Linked DNA regions of Homo sapiens: region 2 is linked to region 1. Evidence: chromatin contacts called from ENCODE Hi-C data. All regions are on one chromosome and are shown on one strand. Each heading gives the region's core, a stretch centred on a gene start or an enhancer-like site at or near the end of the contact. The rest is flanking DNA. Distances are from core to core; before and after follow the strand shown.

Evidence for each region. A loop is a pair of places that touch in the nucleus more often than their neighbours do. Pooled maps may share reads with other maps.
Region 2: a pooled map shows a loop between it and region 1 (3-fold over the local background). The contact joins the promoter of PPFIBP1 here to the promoter of BHLHE41 in region 1. A Hi-C loop is called at or near these places in 2 of 168 maps with a recorded cell type or tissue (CD4-positive, alpha-beta T cell and naive thymus-derived CD4-positive, alpha-beta T cell) and 8 of 50 pooled maps.

Annotation. Positions count from the first base shown.
Region 1 is chr12:26,123,412-26,127,261 of GRCh38, reverse strand. It overlaps BHLHE41 (basic helix-loop-helix family member e41), which reads left to right and starts at 2,225. Exons shown (of 5, transcript NM_030762.3): 1 at 2,225-2,544; 2 at 2,680-2,743; 3 at 3,083-3,190; 4 at 3,521-3,632. The coding sequence starts at 2,483. It also overlaps a transcript of SSPN not described here. RefSeq lists a silencer at 644-813.
Region 2 is chr12:27,522,217-27,526,066 of GRCh38, reverse strand. It overlaps PPFIBP1 (PPFIB scaffold protein 1), which reads right to left and starts at 1,861. Exons shown (of 30, transcript NM_003622.4): 1 at 1,702-1,861. RefSeq lists enhancers at 1,239-1,839, 2,086-2,545, 2,443-3,044.

The sequences.
Region 1 (3,850 bases), core at 976-3,475:
TGGTCAGATGTCTGCCTTGTGTTTTTAGCCCGACGAGGCCAAAATGCAATGATCTTGTCTTTATTTCATTTTCCCTAACCAGTCATCCTTTTCAAGTGAAATTTAGCTCTGGAGCAAATATTTACATCCCCTTTCTACTCCAAACATTCAGAAATCTAGAAGGGGACCTGGTGTTTTAATTTTTAAATTATTCACCTAACGGCATTCCCATTTTTAGTCAATTAAAAAGAGGTAAAAATGATACAGTACTGCAGGAATAGGTCGCTTTTAGGGCTCCAACGTGCCCTCCCCATCGAAGGGTCTTAATTACCTAACCTTTTGGAAATAGGAGAGAGGTCGGACCGAGATTTAAAATAAAGTCAGCATTTTAAAAATACTTTTTAAATTAAGAACCATCGTGATTAAATTGCCTGTTTGGTGCAAAATACGTTCCTCTATTTGAGGAAGTCGAGAGACCTTAAAAGGCCCTCTAAACAGATGAACTGAACGGACCGCGAGCGTCTCCTCACGCCGGGGTGATCCTGGGCCGCCGCCGCCGCCCGAGTCACGAAGCCAGACGCAGTGCGCGTCTCCGCCCAGGACTCCGGAGACTGCAGCAGCGCGAGCGGCCGCCGCGGCCCGGGCTGCTCCTGGAGTCGGGGAGGAGACGCGACTCCCGCAGACACGTGACCTCCTCCCAGCCGCCGCTTCCCGCGACCCAGATCCGTCCCCGGAACCCGTGCCCGGCGGGGCGGGCCGGGGGACACGTAGCGGGCGCCCCAGTCCCTGCTGCGCCCTGGTGCATGTACCTTTGGCGTTCTTCTCCCCTCGGTTCACTTATCACCGGCAATAATCAACGTTTCAGAGATCACCCCGGGGAGAATGTAAATATCCCTCTCTGTGCAGGAAAAACCTTGGTTTTTTTCTCTATGTCTTTATGTATATCTAGAGAAATATATATATAGCCTCCATCCCACCCCTGGGAGTCCCTCAGGACATGCCTTCCCCTGGGCTGGCAGGGCGGCGTGGGCAGTGCGCATCCCCGGGCACCTCCCGGTAACTCTCACTAGCAGTGAGTCATGCTCCCAGGGTGGCTCTGGGGAAAGGTAACCCGGCTCTTGCTGGCCTGTGATTCCCGGCGCCGAGCGCCGCGGCTGCAGGGCGAGCGCGCGCGCGCACGGGTTCCCCGAGCAGTGATGTGGCAGCAGCGGCAGGTCGGATCACGTTGCTGGCCCTGTGCTGGTACCCGTTTGAGACCGGATTAAGGAGGGAGGCTTTGGAGGTGCCAGCGGTAGTAAACGTGGGCTCTGCACACTCCGGGCGTCTCTTATCGCGCGGGGGGGCGGGGGGATGGGGAAAGCACGTAGCGTCACCGGAGGCTCAGAACGCGGCAGAGTTGAGCGGGCGGGTGATAAATGCTGCATAGCTTTTCTGTGGTAGCCCCTCTCGTGCCACCCCCTCTCGTGCCACCCCCTTCTCCCTTCCCAGCCCCCACTCAACCCCGGCTCGCTCCCCGCCGCGTTCCTCCAGGAGCACACGCGGCCCCAAACGTCGTCATCTGCTGCTGTGATTAGTGGCACCGCAATTCCGGCTGCTGCGGGGAAGTTTAGTTGGCCCAGGGACGCCGTGTCACCGAAAGACACTTGGATTGCGACATTCGGACCCAGTGACAACGTTTTCATGTATCTTAAATCCTTCAAGGAGCGGATTGCAAGTTGCTTCTTCTCGAGGCAACCTCTCCACCCAGCGCCAAGGAGTCCCTCCAGGCCACTGATCAGTGAGCAAACAAGTCTCCAAAATTTCCTTTGGGACTCAAGTTTACCCACCGCGAATTCTCTTTTCACTTCCTTTCTATGGTTCAAACCAACAGCACAATCGGTGGAAAAGCAAAAAGCCACGTTCACATTCCTGCACCGTAACAACGGACGAACCCAGGGAGTCGCATTTTGGAGCCAAGGAAGCTCAGGCTGCCCCGCACCCCTGCACCCCCACTCCCCCCTCCTCCTGCCGACTGCATCGCCTTTGGGAAGATGAATAGCTTGGCCGAAGTTGTTTTTCCTTTCCGGTGGCCCTGATCAGGTGTCCCCGCCCCCTCCTGCCGTTCGCCTTCTCTCGCCGCCTTCTCCCGACGCCCCCGCCCGGCCCGGCCCCTCCTCCCCCGCCCCCCTCCGGGCTGGACCGCGGATGGTACGTTCCGCACGTGAGCTGGGTGCTGGTCTGGCCGGCGACGCGCGTGCCCTGTGGCCAAACACTGCCTGGAGTGAGAGCAAACTACCAGCGCAGTGGGGCCGGCGCGAGTGTGCGTGTGTGTGCGTGTGTGTGTGCGAGCGCGGTGGAGGGGGGGGACCAACTGCTTCACACTTTCAACACTGCACTGAAGAGGGAGAGCGAGAGAGAGACTGGAGACGCACAGATCCCCCCAAGGTCTCCCAAGCCTACCGTCCCACAGATTATTGTACAGAGCCCCAAAAATCGAAACAGAGGAAACGAACAGCAGTTGAACATGGACGAAGGAATTCCTCATTTGCAAGAGAGACAGTTACTGGAACATAGAGATTTTATAGGGTAAGGTGCACGCACCCTTGCGAATATCTGTCTAGGCTTTGGTTTGATTTTTTTCTTCTCCAGAAAGTGGTATGGAGCTGGCGAGGGCAGAGCCCCTCCCCGAATGGGTGCCTGATGCTGATTTCTGTTTTGCAGACTGGACTATTCCTCTTTGTATATGTGTAAACCCAAAAGGAGCATGAAACGAGACGACACCAAGGTAAGTGTAAGTTCCCGATATTCCTCATAACCTGCATGGGTAGTTAATTAGAGCCATTGATTTCACAGTGAAGCTCTGCCCGCAAATATATTCCAGCCCCTGAGCTTCCCCAACTGTGAATTTTAAGTGGCTTGCTGGGTACTCTCAGGGGGATATTAAACATCATACCTGAATTTAAATTGCATTGCAGAACAGTCCAGAGGAAAGAGGTTTCTTGGGTGTAGTTTATCACATAGTATGTTTTATGGTGGGGGGGCGGGGGGGGCAGACGAGGGTAATATCCAATAAGTGAATGTTTCGCTTACTGTTTTCTCTTTTCCATGACTCTCATATATTAAGGATACCTACAAATTACCGCACAGATTAATAGAAAAGAAAAGAAGAGACCGAATTAATGAATGCATTGCTCAGCTGAAAGATTTACTGCCTGAACATCTGAAATTGACAGTAAGATGCACATTTTCATTCTTTGCTGCTCTCCAAGGGCGTGTTAATAGTCTGGTGCGACTCCCAGAAAATATAAGAATAAATGTAAATATAAGTTCCTGACTTAAAACTTGTGCTATACCGTACAGAGTTTCCCGCAAACTGGAGTAGGTGCTCCCAGCTGAAGGCAAGAAATCATTTATAACCTGTCTTGTGGAAAGCTCAAGAAGTAAAAGAACAGTACTTCTTTCAAAGTGTTTGCTTAAATTGCTGTGCTGAATGGACAGCCAATTAAGCCAAATGTGTGTTTTTAAGTAACCAAGTGCCCGTTTCTTTTTTGCACCACTGCAGACTCTGGGACATCTGGAGAAAGCTGTAGTCTTGGAATTAACTTTGAAACACTTAAAAGCTTTAACCGCCTTAACCGAGCAACAGCATCAGAAGATAATTGCTTTACAGAATGGTAAGTCAGTTCAGGGAGGCCAGCCTACCCTGATGAAGCGGGGCAGCCCACAGGGGAGCAGTGTCAGGACTCCCTCACCCGCACCCCATCTCTTTCCGTGGGCTCATGGGTTCCCTCTCATTTGTTAAATTGCTTATACTTTCCCTTCATTGGAACGAGCCCATTTCCCGAAGCATCCTAGAGGCTTTCAGCAGAACTCGGAGGAATCAGGATTTAAA
Region 2 (3,850 bases), core at 612-3,111, 1.4 Mb before region 1:
TTTTATGTACTCCCCATAGAACATAAATAGAAAAGACTTGTTCACCATTATTGCAGAGCCATTTGCAATTTCTGTGTCTTAAGCCAAAATACAAACCAAAATTAAAATGTTGTCTTTCCAATAAAGCGAATTTTCCTTTCTCAAAAAGCCTGCTATTTTATCCACTCTATTTAATTTTTTCAGGAACTAACAACAATACAGACCCAGGTATGTCATAAACAACAGCACAACCAAACACTTCTTTCTAGTTCTGAAACCTAATGATCATTTGGCTAGAAAGATAGAGAACCCCATCTATAGTCCTCTATCCCTTTTCCTGACTTGGGTTTACTAGACCTACTGTTGTGGCTTCTTTCTTTCTCCATCTCCTGGAAATGCCTTTTCCCTTCAGGGGCCTGGGATACGGATTTTGACTCACAATGAAGTCCACTCCCATTTCCTCCAGACCTGGCAACAGTAGGATCCTCACTGCTGAGGAGGAACTTCGGTGAAGGAAAGGGGAAACTTGACTCAGGAGTCTCAGCGCTTACTTTTTTTTTTTTTTTTTTTTTTTCCTTCCTGCTCCAAAAGAGAGCCTTAAAGCACTGATGAGAGGGTCCTGAATCGGTGTATGGAGTCAATTTCCCCGCCCCCTCGAGAAAGTCAATCACACCCAGTTAGTGACCTGGGCACACAAAATCTCCACATAGGAAAAAGACAGGGTTTGAAATAGGAAATAAACAAAAATCAGAATTCTATTCTTTCACTTCTTAAAAGTATCTTTTTCCTCCCGCAATTGCTTTCTCAAAATACCAAACTTGGACTTTGAAATCAAGTTCTTTTTCTATTGCTCTCCGCAGTTCTTACTGAAAGCAAGGATTTGTTTTGGTCCCACATGTTGAAAACTTCACGTCCCTATAATTAAGAGTTTATATGCCACGCCTTCCACCGCGTTTCCCTGTTAAAACTCCCTTCTCTAAAAAAGATCCCTGAAAACACAACTACCAGCTCGCCCCTCAAGCAGCCACAGGAAACAGATCTGAAGATTCTCAGCAGCCATCCTAACCTCTCCAGATATAAAGCTGGCAGCTGAAGGGATTTCTCGGTTAAAATGAGTGAATACTAGTTGCAGTTTTAGAAGTGTGCCCCCAAGAGACGAGTTTTCCCGCAAGCTCATAATTAATAAACACCCCAAGTGAATTTCTCACATCCTGACTGGATTACACAAAAGGATATTTTACATTGATATATAAGACTAACATTGATATTCTTTTAATATATAATAGGCCACAAGGAGACAAAAAAATACAAAACTTTTTTTTTCTTTTCAACGAGCATAATTTTTGAGTCGATGATCCATAATTTTTTGTGGCATTTTTAAATGCCTCAATACACACAGACAGAGAGACACACACGCCCCTCTGGTTGGGGTTCTCAGGTATTACCGGGAGCCTAGGGTGTGGGGGTCTAAGGATACAGACAAGACCTAAACGTCCAATCCTGGAGTATTCTTCACGTACAAGCTCGGTCCAAGCCCCAGGAGTTAAGCCCTACCCCTCCACCCCCACCACCCCCAAAAAGTGCCCGTTCCCATTGGGAAACAGGAGTGAGTTGCACAAGGAAATCGACCCGGGGAAGAGGAGGAGCAGCTGCAACAGCCAGCTGCAGCCACACAACGGTGCCACTTCCCTCCCGTCTGGGAGTGGAGCAAAACGCCCTTACCTGGGGGGTGGAGAGCCGCCGGCACTAGTTCCAAAAGTTCTGGTCCACCTCCTCTCGGAGTTCAAAGCCCCAGCACTCCGGCCCGGCCGCCAGCTCGCAGCACACGAGTCCTTCCCCGTCCTTTCCCCACCCTGCCTGCACTACACCATGTCAGGAATCCGGGCAGGCACCGAGCTGGGAGCTGACATCACTCCCAGTTCCAGGTACCTCCCCCTCCCACTGCCGCCCTTCTCTCCTCCCTCCCTGCAGGAATCAGCCAAAGAGAGTCAGCAGTGGGGCGGGGCCGGGGGCGCCTGCGCGCCCGCTGATTGGAGCCGGGGAACGTCACTCAGAGGAGTCCACTAATTTTATGCATTCCTCGCTGAGCCAGACTAGGGCTGGAAGTGGGTGGATGGAAGAAAATGCTGCCCTTCCTGCTATCTCTAAGGAACGGAGATAATCCGATGGGGAAGAACCTGGCGGGTCGAGTTTTAAACTTTTCTTGTTGTAGTTACTGAGATTCCAGATCAGAAACGAAACTAACCCACGCGAACCCCCTTTTTAAGGAGAAACAATTGCCTCGGTGTCACAGGCACACGGGCATGTACAAGCCCGGCGGCGCGTGGTGTAGAAAATGGCTAGCTTTAAGCCATGCAAATAAAGGAAAACGTCAGCTCACCCTTCTGCCCTTTTATCCTGGGACTGCTGGGTGTTCCCTTAGACGGGGAATGTAGAACTTCAAAAGCACTTCAGAAAGATTTGGAAGAGACTCCTGAAAACGGTGACCGAGCTTTGAATTGTTAAGTGGTGGTGTTGTCAGCCATGTGGCTGCTGTTGCTTTTAGCGATGAAAATCACACCACACAAGCTTCTCGGGCAAGTAAAATTGAATCTCTGAAGCAAGAAAAATGTATTTCCCCGTTTAAAGACCTTAAGGCTGCTGTTTCAATGCACACACTGAAAAGGGTGGAGGAAGGAGGGACCTCACAATTGAGTTCCACAAACCACATGAGAATAATTACTGTAGAATGGAACCAATTGTAGTGGCTGAGCTCTCAATTAAGAATTAACTAACGTTTATCCTTGACAGATATCATGCGGTATAATCCCCTTGGCTGACAGAAGAAAAAGATTCTCAGAAAATGGTTCTTTCAAGGCAGATGCTGCTTACAGGCAGACCTGAATGGTGAAAAGCAGCTTTATTTGTATGAGATATAGGTAGCATATAACCCACCATCTTCTAAAAATATAGTGAATTAATAACTTTCTCTTTTTTTTCTTCTTTTTTTAAACAGGTCACTCTGCCACCCAGGCTGGAGTGCAGTGGCATGATCTGGCTCACTGCAACCTCCTTCTCCTGGGTTCAAGTGATTCTACTGCCTCAGCCTCCGAGTAGCTGAGACTACAGGCGCCCACCACCACACCCGGCTGATTTTTGTATTTTCAGTAGAGACGGGGTTTCCGCCATATTGGCCAGACTGGTCTCGAAATCCTGACCTCAGGTGATCCACCCTCTTCGGCCTCCCAAACTGCTGGGATTACAGGCGTGAGCCACCACACCAGGCCTCATTGTTTTTTGATTGATGACATGCCATACATTTACCGATCTGCCAAAAATTGTAGAGGGATGCACAGAATCCAGCATTGTGTCTTGTTTAATCTTCTCAATCATCCTGTAAATTGAGTGTTACTAGCCCTATTTTAACGTAAGGAATCAAAGGCTCAGCAAAGTTATGTAAGTAAATTTCTCCAAATCAGCTAGAACTTGGATTGAAACCGAGGTCTATTTGACTCCAAAGCCATTGATTTTCTTTCTATATCTCAAGTATTGAGTGTCCATAATTTATACTTTTTCAAACAATAGAATGCTACAAGAAATCCACAGGCTTGGGCCACTGCTCTCACAGACCTACTTTATATAATTACCATCTTGTTGCTTGTCAGACCTGCAGTATTCCAAACTCCTGACTTGAATTTCTGACTCCAGTTTCCCCCAGTTCTAATTATTTCTCTGTACCACTCACTACCGATGAGTTTTCTAAAATGTTTGGTTTTGTCATCAACATCTTCCCCTCTAAATCAGGTCCCCCTTTCCCTGCAATTCTTATCTAGCCATTTAAAACTCTCTCTTATCCTGCTTCTTACCTTTCCCAGCTTATCTCCCACTTCGC